3 separate regions of the Homo sapiens genome follow, and all the other regions are linked to region 1. A link is a loop called in an ENCODE intact Hi-C map of the cell type or tissue named here. Cell type or tissue: PC-3. All regions are shown on one strand.

Region 1 (4,000 bases):
GTGATATTCAGCTTAACCCCTAATATCTAACACAGGGCTTGATACAGAGTTTAATGTTCAATGGATGTTTACTGTTCTGCTGAGTTTTTGGTGAGCACTTTTAATTTTAAAATGTTTCAGAGTGTACATACATAATATTGATAGCAAAAACTTCTAAACAGGGACACAGTCTAGGCAACAGGATTTGGCCACTGTGGTGTTTTTGTTATATCCTGACTTTGCTGCTGTGGTATTTTAGGCAACTTAGTTCTCTCTGCCTCAGATTAGTCACTTCCACAAAAAGGAATTTTGGCTAATTTCTGAGACACCTCTAGCTACAAAAATGTCTATGATTCTAAATTAGTCTATTTCATTTAAGCACATTTACAAATCAATTTTCTAATTTGTAAAATGGAACATAAGCATTTGCTCTGTGTAACTCATAGAGTTATTTTTTTAAATATAAGTGCTAATACATGAAAAAACGTTGTGCAGTGCAATTAATAAATGAAATCCAAGTAGAGGCAGTCCTACAGCTTCAGTCCTAAGAATTGTTTTGTTACAAAGCAACTCTTGAAACAGAGAATCTCTGCTGGGACTTTCTTTCTTTGCTAATACAATTTTCTGCATCCAGAACCTATGGCAGATCCTAAAGTGACTTCTGAATAATAAAAGAAATGCTAAATTATACTCTGTACTTTTTATTAATAAGAGTTTACTCTTTAATACTTTGAAAAACAATAAATACTTGTAAGCAAAAGTCTCCCAAATGCTGAGATAAAAGTCAGCTTTATTTGATGTTTTTCAGTTTCTATATTGACTTAATTCCTAGCCAAGTGTTAAGGAATGATGTTTTTTTCTTCCTGTGATGTTTGTATTATAATGTGCTATATCAATAATCTTCATGACATACTTTGTTTTGTATCAAAACAGAAACTCTGTTATTGTGCTTCCCTACTGTGTAACTTAGTTTTTTAAAATGCTTTCCTACATATTAAGTCCTTTATCAATAATAAATGAGAGTCAGTTACTATTGTCTTAGTATAGCTTTTGTTGTAACTACATCAATCAAGCCATGCATTCTCTAGTTAAATAGGTATTTACTTCAAAAACATGATAGCCTACAATTTTTTCTTTAAAATCTTGTCCAGAGTAGATTGTAGTATAAGTGCCTCATTTAAAATAACTGTCTAAAAGAACCTGTCCTTATCGGGCCACTATAATTTGTCATCATTATCTGTAAATAGTACAGCTCTACTTGTATTAAAATGGGAAATAATAATGGTGATTAGAGACAAATATAGCAGTCATCTCTTCCTATCTTCCAGTCAACAGAAATATTTACGTTTTGGGGCTGGCTAAATTCTGCATACTTTTGGCATTTTTAAACTGAAAAATATAATCCAGATATTGTATATATGGGAAGGACTACCATCTTCTAATTTATAAATTAAATGATCATGTTAAGGAGCCATCTGCAAAACCACTTATTAAATGTTTATTATTAACAGTACATGAAACATGACATGATTTTTTGTGATTTTTGTGAGCCATCTCTGGCTCTCAATGCTTGCAGAGTAGAAGCAAATACTTTGAGAGTTTATAAAGCTTAATTGTGCTTTCAACGTGTAAGCATTTTCAGCCTGTTACCTTTTTGTTTCCAGCAAGAAGAGTTCTTTTTCCTTCCACATCGATGTTGTTTAAGAGAAATAATATTTAAATTGCATTAACATGCTTAGCAATGTGAAAAGTTAATAGATTAATGTCTCAGGCAGTGTTAGAATTACCAAAATGCCTCAGGAATATATTAAAATGGATCTTGGCCACAGAAAATATCAAGAATGCTGAGGCACACCACAGGCATCTTTTTTAAAGCCTGTTTTGTAATAAGCAGAGAAAGTGAAGGTGCTAAATCATGGTTTACTACCCCATTTGCCTCACAGCCTCTCTGTCTCTGGTGCTGGGCCTCAGAAATCAATTTCACACACGGCTGCTATCAGCATTCTTTGAGCTATTAAGACGAAAGCACTTTCTCTTCTTTTTATTAAAACCAAGCTCCCTTTTATCACATAGCTCCTGCTTTGTGCTTTCCTGCCTTTACACTCCACTCTGTCAGTGGTGAGGGCTAACCTGTCTCCTGCCTCCCTTCCTTTCAGTTCTAAACTTCTTGAAAGGCTAACCCATGTTCACTGCACCCACTTCCCCAATACTCCCGAATTCTCTAGTGCTTTGTAATCTGGCTTCTGCCCACCGCTTGGCTGACGTGGCTCCTCTGAAATTCATCAGCATCCTGTAATTCACCACATCCTATGACTTTCCCTCACATCTTGCTGCGGAATATGCTCCCCTGGCTTCTTTGGCAGCGAGTTCTCCCCTGTTTTGTCCCCTGCCTTTTCTTACTCATCTGGACTAGCAAATGCTGTCATCCCCAAGACTCTTTCCTCAGGCCCCTGTTCTCTCTGTGCTCCGATTGATCTTATCCACTTTCCTCACTTGAGTTGTCTTCTCCTTGCATGTGATTTACAAATCTACGTCTCTTCCAATCTCCAGGATTCTAGTTTCACTTACCTGAATGCTTTGTTGATACTTTAAACTCAGCACATCCAAAACCAAGCTCGCTATTTGGGGCCCCAATATTTTAGCAGTCTTTCCCCCTAGCATAGTGATGAACATACAGACATTGCTATACAACAATTCCCCTTTCTCCAGCCTCCTCTGTCTTCCTCCTCATCCCCTTCACCTACCCCCTCTCCCTCCCTCCAATCAATTGCCTCTGCCACCTATTCTGCTTCTGCTGTGTAGCTTCCTTCTGTTCCCCCTGTCTGCTAGAGCCCCCATTCAGACTCTTCTTGCAGTGGTCTTCTATGTGATACACAACTGGGACCCCAGCCTGCTTCCAGCTCTGGCCAGGCCAGTTCCTCTGTGGCATGGGTCTCAGTGTGCCAGGACACATGCAGTAAAACAGCTGAACATAAGATAGGAATGATGGTTTGGGACAGGGCCTTGGATCCCAGCTGAGGAATTGGTCCTTGAGTAGACTCCAGACAGCTGGAGACAGTGAAGGCTTTTGAGCACGAGATGACTAAGGTTTTACAGTTTTCAAAGTACTTACACGTACTTATTTGATCCTCATAATACTACTATGAGGCACTGAAGGTTTATGGGCATTTTAGGAAAAAAGGGGAAATGAGGTTTCTGTTAAAGGGTAGGAGACAAAGCCAGGTTACCATCATTTCCTCAACAGATGAGAGGAATTTAGTATCTCTTTATGTCTAATTAAATAAGTGGTATACAGTTGGGTAAGTCGGTCATTTGGATAAGAATTAAATTTAGCTATCTGAGAAGAGCAGTGGGAAATATGACCAAATACTTAATCTCACACAATGGCCATCTAGAAAAAGAAAAATAAAGAAAATAAAAGATGAGATGACTAGTCTGTGTGGAAGACTGAATGTTCTCAGCGTATGTTTTATTTTGTCCCTTCAAATTGGGCTCAGGAAGGTTTTAATTTCTTCTATCTTTTACGAAATGATTTAACATGTTCATGGTTCCTATTTTTTGAATGAAAAGTGTATACATTGAAGTGGCTGGTGCATTATACTTCAGATTACGCGACATCCTGGTAACTGGAGGATTTCTGAATCTCTTTGTGCATGCTATGTAACAGGATCGGATGATCATCTTCACATTAGGCACCAGAATGCTTCCTCTCACATATAGACTTAACAATTTACAAAGTGCATTCACATTGACTACAGGAGTTCCTGGAATCAGTATATTATCCCTGTTTTAGGGACAAGGGGCTCCTAAGTTTTTGATTTTCACAGGGAGGAAGGGAGTTTATAAAGCATCTTCAAATATAAGAGATATATCCACTAACAGTTAAGAGGTTTTTGGAACCCTTTAAATATTCAATTAGATCAGTGATTGTCAACTCTGTCTATACATTCAAATTACCTGGGAAAATTGCCAATGTCTGGGTCTCTCCCCAGACCAACCGTATCAGAATCTCTTGCGGGGA
Region 2 (4,000 bases), 54 kb before region 1:
TCTTCATTGCCCAGTCACGAAGTCAAATATAAAAAGTAGCTTAAAAATAGTTTTTTCAAAATACTGTTCTATAAGAATTGACAGTTTTGTCTAAATTACTTCCAATATCTATAACAATTCAAAGTAAATAAATCCTAGTCATATTTTAATGGGAGAAAAAATAAAAAGGTATAAATTACACATTGTAAAACAGTGATATCTTTCTTTTAAAAATTTCTATTTGGGGAAGGAATAAGTTTTTTTGGTAATGAATATGCTGCTTGGGAAAGGGATGTTGGTATGTTGTTGGATACGGGTGTTAAAGAGCTATAAAGTATATTTACTCAGTGAAGATTCAAAGGAAAAGGAATCTAATAATGCTTTTTAATGAGAAGATCACTTGAGTCCAGGAGTTTGAGGTTATAGTGAGCTGTGATTGTACCCGTGCACCCCAGCCTGGGGGACAGGCAAGATCCTGTCTCTAAAAAAACCAATAATAATGAAAATAATAATGCCTCTTTAGCCTTCCCACTGTGATGACCATATTTCACTCAAAACTCTCAACTGAGTTGAAACCCAAACTAAACACTCTCCAACAGCCATATGTAGTTACTGCTCATAGCAAGATTATAAAGAAAAATATAGCCAAACCTCAAAGATAACCTCTTTAAGTTTCACAATTTCCTCTTAAAAGAAAGAGAATGTTTAAAATGCAAAGGAAAACATAAGAAGGACAAGACTGCTAGAATGATAGTACAAAAACTTGTTAACTAATTAAATAATGGCCCTTGCTTATAGTACCCAGCACAAAGTGATGTCTTGGAGGGAAAAACCTACAAGTTCATGCTGCTTGAGTTTCAGCACATCTTGGTGTTAATGAGAAGATTTGATGCTGCTTATCGTTTCTAGGCTTACAGAAACCAGGCTGAACACATGCAAGTATTTGCACGTTAGCAACCTAGGCATGGCAGCTTATTTGGTTTCATTCCGTAGGGCCTTGCCAAGGGATGAACTGCAGTAGTAATTTCTTTCTAAATTATTCTCAAATCCCTGCTTCAAGCTTCTATCTGGTTCACTAGAGGCCAGCATCCTTTTTATGAAATTCAGAAACTAGGACTTGAGAAAGTAAATTCTGAGGAGTATTGACTTAATAAATTTATATCCTCTTGACAGGCAGAGACGCTCAAAGGAGAGGGAATTAGAGATGTTTTCAGCAAGGATTCTTGGATTTGCTTTTTCTGCTGTATTTAATTTGCACATTAAAAATTCTCAGCAGTTCATATACTTCTAGCCTTGAAGAATTATAATTGCTATAATAGACTTGTTTGAATATCTCTTTTCTTAAAAAAAAAAGCATATGTTGTAAAAATGCTTGAGCCTTAAACTTTTTGGATCTCAGTTTTGCTGTTTACTAAATGAGAATTAGTCCAGATCACCCATATAGCTCCTGGTGTTATGGTGAAATGAGCATGTGCTTCGGCATTTACAAACCTGACAGGACCACTCCTTAGCTGTATAGCCTAAATAAGGCATTTCATGTCTTTAAATGTTCCAATTTCCTTATCTGTATAATTAAGGTAATGCCCAATTTTCAAGGTAGTGGTGAGAATTGAATGAGTTTGGGGCAAAAGGTCATAAGGTACCATGCCTGGCACAGGGCAGACAACCCAAATATACTAATTCTTCTCTAATTCTAACATTCTATGAGTCTATAACTTTGCCAGGTTCTCTCTGAGGTATGTAATCAGTCTTTATCTGTCATTTTCAATAACGGGGATTGTGGCAGAAAGAGATGAAAGCTGTCTGCCTAAGCTCGTGGAGCTAGCCAGGAGAGGGGACTCATATCAGCTTTTCTCAATCTAATAATTTTCAACCCTGTGGAAATGATGGTCTCATTCTTAATTCTCTTCATCAGTTGAAAGTTGAGCTGTTGAATGATTTTTCTTTTCTTCATACATGCATTTAGTCATCACTCTGTCATTAATAATAGGAGTTAGCTCTAGCTGAGTGGGTCTCAATATAACAACTGATCATGGCAATATTGAGGGAAATTACGGGTTGGCCAAGTAGGCATTCCTATTCATACTGAGTCAAGGAAAGTAGATGCTTGGCATTAGCCATCAATCCACAAGACAATAATATAGGTGATTGCTTGTCAGTCAGCATCACCCAAGTGAGCTGGAAGGTGTGACTCTTCAGGCCAGGAATGCCAGCTCATATCACTCAATGGTCATTTACAACTATTGCTAAACCCCGCTCTCGTGGTCTCCATGGGATGATGCTGGCTGAAAAAAAAAACTGTGATCAATTTAGGGGACAATATCTCCTATGGCCCTTTAAGTATACTAGAAAGATGCCATCAAACAGAAATCAGTTTTACTAATATATTCCCTTTCATATGTTCCCTAACAATTTGGAGTTTTTTATTATATCACCTTGAGTTATGAACAAGAGTGAAATTGTCCTTAGCCAAGGAATATAACTTTTCTGGAAGGAAATGTTTAATGCTGATGTGATACTGTGGGCTGTGGTTTCACTGGGCCCTGTTTCTTGTAAGAGTGTCACTCACTTAGCTTTTACCAAGGCAATGTGGAAGAAAGAACTAAAATTTGTTATTTCCCATGTATTTCCATTGTTGCACTGATTTCTATAAAGGAATACTATAACTGAGCATTACTATTATTTCCACTTCAAGATTGAGGAAACTGAGGCTACGAGAAGTTGAAGAGCTTGCCCCAAACCACAAAGTTAGTAAGTAACAGAGCCCCCAAGCCTGTATTCTTTCCACTGACGAGTGTTCATACCAGAACCCTCCCGAGAGAGTCAGAGTTGAAGCAGAGGATAAGAAATTGAGAACACATTAAGGAGAAGGGATAGGAGAGAGAATAAGGAGGAGTAAAATAAAGACATGTCAGAAAAAGCATTAAAAAAGAAATGTGTGCCACAGTCAGAAGAAGGCCGAGAGGAGAGGAAAAGCAGAAGGCCTAACTTACTGGGGCTGGGGGGCACCCAGTGAACTTGGCCAGCTGCCTGGCAGCAAGCACTGCAGGGAGATCTATAGCCACCAGATCCATCAAATGAAGGAATCTGTGAATCATTAAAAAAATGTTTATTTCTTTATGCCACAAATGATAAAACAGTTAGTCATAAAATATGAGGATTTTTTTTCCCAGAGTAATTGCTGCAAATATTTTCAACCATTACTCTGAATGTTCAGTGTTTAACTAGCGAAAAAGAAATGATGTGTTTTGAACCAAAGTCAACCTCCAGTTGTCCACATGGCATGCTGTACAATTGCATTTAGAGATTAATTTATTTGCAAGATACTGAAAGCTTATTTAGCCTTGATGTTATCACAGGGTGGATAGGGGCTCTGCCCTCAGAGAAACAATCAAAGTCACTCATCATTTCTCTTTTCAGAAACATTGTTTCCCTTTGTTATCTAATTTTAGCATTAAAAAAAAAAGCTGTGGGTCAAATCAGAGAAATTAGGATTTTTTGCAGATGTGTTGCCTAAAGAACATCCTTTTGTTCTAGCAACAGCAGTTCTTCTCAACTCCAAAAAGGAGAAACACACAAACCACAATGTCCTATAATGAGTTTAGTCACCATCCTACATTCATCTTGGCTTTACAGTAAGTTAGACTTCTTTTGGTGGATACTGATTTGTCCCCTGGGATATAATTCTGAGAATATACAGCAATTCCAATCAAGTATTTGGCCAAAGAACAGCCAAGCCATGATAGTTGCCAGAGACCTGACTGTCCAGCCTAATAACTGGGCATTGTATAGAAAGTCTGTTTTTCTAGAGTTCGTCCAAAGGAAGGGCCATTATAAGCCTGCAGTTCTGCCGGAAATGAGGTCTAACATTCTCCTTCCAGAATACCTGGAACTTGTCACTTGGCAAAACAATCAGGAGAAATTACCCATGATGCCATAGAATAAGGCTGATCTTTGGAATTTCAAAGTGATCTAATTTTCAGTTTTTAAAAAATAATGTAGTCTTTCAGAAACAGTACTT
Region 3 (4,000 bases), 240 kb after region 1:
TAAAAAACATTTTTATGAAAAATTTCAAATATGAAAATTTAAAGAATTGTGTTGTGATGATCACCATACCTGACATCTAATTTTTGTAATTGATATTTTATTATATTTGACTTATTTCATACCTATCATCTATCCAACATTCTACCTGTACATCAATCAAGCTTATTTTTTGGATGAATTTAAGATAAGTTGAAGATATCAGGAAATTATTTTTAATGAACAAAAACCACTCTCATGGAATGTGTAAGCTTGAGGCAGGGGTACAGCTGTCTCTGGGACTTCTCTGGCAGATAAAGTACAAGCACAGAAGAGGGGTAAAAGTCAGTGGGGGTTTAAAACTCTTTTACTTTGAATATGGCTTAATGAAATTTCTTGGGAAAATGAATCAAAGAAAACATTCCCAAGGAACAGGCAGTGCTGACAGGGAGATGTCACTATCAGAGCACCCGGGCTGTATATTACGATGGTTGCTGGGCAACACCGCTGGCTCATCTGGTTCACATGTAAATAATGAATCCTGGGCTAGAAGCAAAACTTCCTGAGGCTAGTAGGTTCCAGAATTAGCTCTTAAGCCTCTCTGTCCCTCTCCTACTATAGCACTGGCTCCTTGGTCTTCCCCAATGGGCTGTTAACTCCTTTGATGTCAGAAACCATATTCTATTCATGTCTATGCCCATTTCTTTTTCAAAACATCATCTAACATCTAGGATAGTGTTTTAGACAGAGAAGGTTCACAATGACTTTTGCAAGCTCCATTAAGCATCTATATCCTCCAACCTCAGGGTTCATTGGACTGTACTTTGCATTCTTTCCTGTACCTACACCCTACCTTTGAGGAACTCCTGGAAACCCTGTCAGGAGTTCAAGGGTCTAAGTTGCCCTTTCTTATTGCAACCAACCTATTGCCTGCCTAGCGTCTTCCATCTTTGTCAAACTTCTCATGCTTAGACAAACGTCCCAGCCTGTACGATGCCCTTTGCCTTTGATCCAGCATGAATAAAACCCTCCTCAAGGTCATTTATGAGATTTCATGTCATGGAAGCTGAGTAAGAAGGGGACCTTCAATTTAAAGGTGCAGAATGTAGACTTGTAGACTATGCTCAGAGAAGCATTATGTCACATTTTAAGAAATGGAATCTCATGATAAGAGTGAGAGAAATTATGCTTTTCGGTTGGAAGAGCATCTTCAAATAGGAAACAAGGAAGATTGCCAAAGATAATGTTGTAGTCATCCAGACATGAAAAATCAAAAACAGGGCTCTTTGATGGGGGCGAAAGTCAGTTGCATATGAGAAACAAGACCACAATCAGATTTAGAAACAGATTATAATCTCTGCTTCGCAGTTATGTAGTCAGAAAGACTCCCTGAGTCTTCTGACAAAGAGGGTAGATGGAAAGGCTTACCAAGGGCCAGCTGGAGACCAGGGAAAGAGGCAGAGAGGTGGGAGGGAGTGGGCAAGGAGTGGGATTTCGACAGAACGATGAATTGCATCCAAATAAATAAGATTTAATAACAGCATATGAAAAGACAAAGTCCTCATTTTCACCTGTCTCTGGATTTGCAAACATAGATATTTCCTTTAGAGAGGAAACCACTATATTTATGATTGGTTCATATTTCACACCTTTATTCATACATATCCTGTAATGTAAAAGGCCTATTTCTTATTACATAGGAAATGCTAAATGCACTGGGGAGTCACAGAAATGCTCAAAGCTTTTCTAGAAGTTAACATAAGTAGCTGGTCACAGGAGTACAGCCTAAAAAACAAAGCCTTCTTTCTGACTCTGCAGAAATTAAGTACTGACATGTGAAACCTGCTGAGAGTTTCGTCTGTTTTTACTATCAAAGCCTCATTCTTTTTTTTTTTCTAAGTATGAGCATACACACATGATTTAAAGATGCTAGCAAACGCTCATACGCCTGCCGCTTATACGCCTGCTACAAGGTAAAGAATGCGGCAGCGCCCCCTAGTGGTTTCTGTGTGGAGTTACAGCCTACGAATGTGCAAATACACGGGACCCTTCAGCTTTCATCCCTTGACAGCCAGGACACTAAAACACCAAAAGCTGGAATTTGTTAATATTATAATGCCAAACAAGATTTCAAACAATATCAAGTTTATTAGGAGGAAAAATGAAGACAAGTCAGATATAGAAACTTTCACTCAAACATTTAATGAAAATAAATGCAATATCATTTGCAAATCCAGTAAGGTCACACTTTAAATACAGAAAAAATATAACCTATAGATCATCAAACGCAGGTGAGCTGGCTTTGGAAAATTGGGTTTCTATTGCTAAGACAAGGGAAGATTACCAATTTAATTCTTGCTCTAGATAATGTCATAAATTTAGCTCCTTATGTATCAGATTTAAGTTTAACAAAGTAAATTAGCAAAGCCGACAAAATTTTCCCCTTCTTGCCACATAGCTAATAACTTTATACATACCAACTGTTCTTAATTTTAAAAATGATTGTAAAATGCTCCACTCACAATTCTCTTCTTCCCACACTTTCTCCTTACTGCAAAGTGTATTTAAGAGTACTGGGGGGGGCGGGGGGGCAGGCGCGGTGGCTCACGCCTGTAATCCCAGCACTTTGGGAGGCCGAGGCGGGCGGATCACGAAGTCAGGAGATCGAGACCATCCTGGCTAACATGGTGAAACCCCGTCTTTACTAAAAATACAAAAAAGTTAGCCGGGCGTGGTGGCGGGAGCCTGTAGTCCCAGCTACGTGGGAGGCTGAGGCAGGAGAACGGCGTGAACCCGGGAGGTGGAGCTTGCAGTGAGCTGAGATCGCGCCACTGTACTCCAGCCTGGGGGACAGAGCGAGATTCCATCTCAAAAAAAAAAAAAAAAAAAAAAAAAAAAAAAAAAACCAAAAAGAGTATTGACGGTAGTTCCATAGGTGAGGCTGTTTAAGATACTATGAAAAGAAAACGTGGCCACCCGTCCGTAAATGTTAGCCCTCAAATAATAATGATGACTAACACACTACTTGTTAAGAGTTTTATAGAGTTTATCTCATAGCAAACCAGTGAGGTGGACGTGATTAGCTCTCCCATCCTACAGGGGAGGAAATTGAGTCTAAGACCACACAGCTTACAGGGTGGCTCAGGTAAAATTCAGATCTAGGGAGTCTGACTCCAGAGCTCAGGCTCTTAATCACTCGAGGAGGTGCTGCCTCCCAAACACGATGATATCTGGTCTACAGTGGCAGGTTGCACACAGATGGGTCAGCACGTGAATTGGCACGTAAATTTGTTGCCAAAGGAATGAAGATGGCAATGTGCTTGAAAAGTTGTATATCATCAAAGACTCATCAAAAAGCATGCCATTATCACTGCTGGTGCTTGCCTCGTCCCACTACCTAAGAACTACAGCTTTAGTAGTGTGTGTGAAGCTAAGATTCTAGTGGAATTGTTATTTAAGGGGAGATCTCCGGAAATTATGGGGCTGCTCCTACTAGCTAGAATTTCTTTAAAGCATCAAATTGGATTAAAATGAAAGACCTGAAAAGCAGTTCCAGCTAGAAACAAGGAACCAACCAGACAGACCACAGGGAAGCTTGACAACTTCTAGAAAGAAGCATTTTCCCCTGACTTTGCCCACAGAGCAGTGAGAGATATACAACCCAGGTCACTTACAATTTTTTGTAAGCTGCTTCTGTTCTTGGGGTTTAGGAAGTAATCAGCGACGCTTCCTATAGTAATGGGGGAAAGTGGAAGTTTTCATTCTATTTTTAGAAAAGAAATATAGGCCTAGTTTTTTACACTATCTTTGATAAAATTAGACAACTAGTTAGAATTATTTTACTTTCTTGTTATTTTTTAGCACTAAACTAATATATGATCATTGTTACCAAGAAAATCTTCAAAAGATGTATAAAGGAGAAATTAGTCATCTCCATCCACCCAGGGTCCCTTTCATTCCCTCCTTCCTGAGGTAACCAATGTTAACATCCGATGTTCATCCTTCTACCACTTTATGTATACCC

The links. Peaks named below come from ENCODE experiments on the same cell type or tissue, not always from the same donor. Only the 100,000 strongest peaks of a DNase experiment are listed, where the experiment ranks them.
Region 2: a loop joins it to region 1, with 2.4 times the contacts of the local background. A loop is called at or near these places in 5 of 110 quality-filtered maps.
Region 3: a loop joins it to region 1, with 4 times the contacts of the local background. A loop is called at or near these places in 2 of 110 quality-filtered maps.

The regions. Positions count from the first base shown.
Region 1 is chr9:18,489,066-18,493,065 of GRCh38, reverse strand. The region is part of intron 1 of ADAMTSL1 (ADAMTS like 1); the gene reads right to left. Among named protein-coding and RNA genes, the nearest start is that of ADAMTSL1, 17 kb to the right of the region's middle. In PC-3, no CTCF peak of the experiment used is centred here; a DNase peak (open chromatin) is centred at 2,285; H3K4me3 peaks cover 1,441 bases; H3K27ac peaks cover 4,000 bases.
Region 2 is chr9:18,542,792-18,546,791 of GRCh38, reverse strand. The region is part of intron 3 of ADAMTSL1 (ADAMTS like 1); the gene reads right to left. Among named protein-coding and RNA genes, the nearest start is that of MIR3152, 29 kb to the left of the region's middle. In PC-3, no CTCF peak of the experiment used is centred here; DNase peaks (open chromatin) are centred at 2,111 and 3,101; H3K27ac peaks cover 2,999 bases.
Region 3 is chr9:18,253,227-18,257,226 of GRCh38, reverse strand. It overlaps a transcript of ADAMTSL1 not described here. Among named protein-coding and RNA genes, the nearest start is that of ADAMTSL1, 220 kb to the left of the region's middle. In PC-3, a CTCF peak has its summit at 1,976 (motif pointing left); DNase peaks (open chromatin) are centred at 1,966 and 3,056; H3K27ac peaks cover 2,331 bases.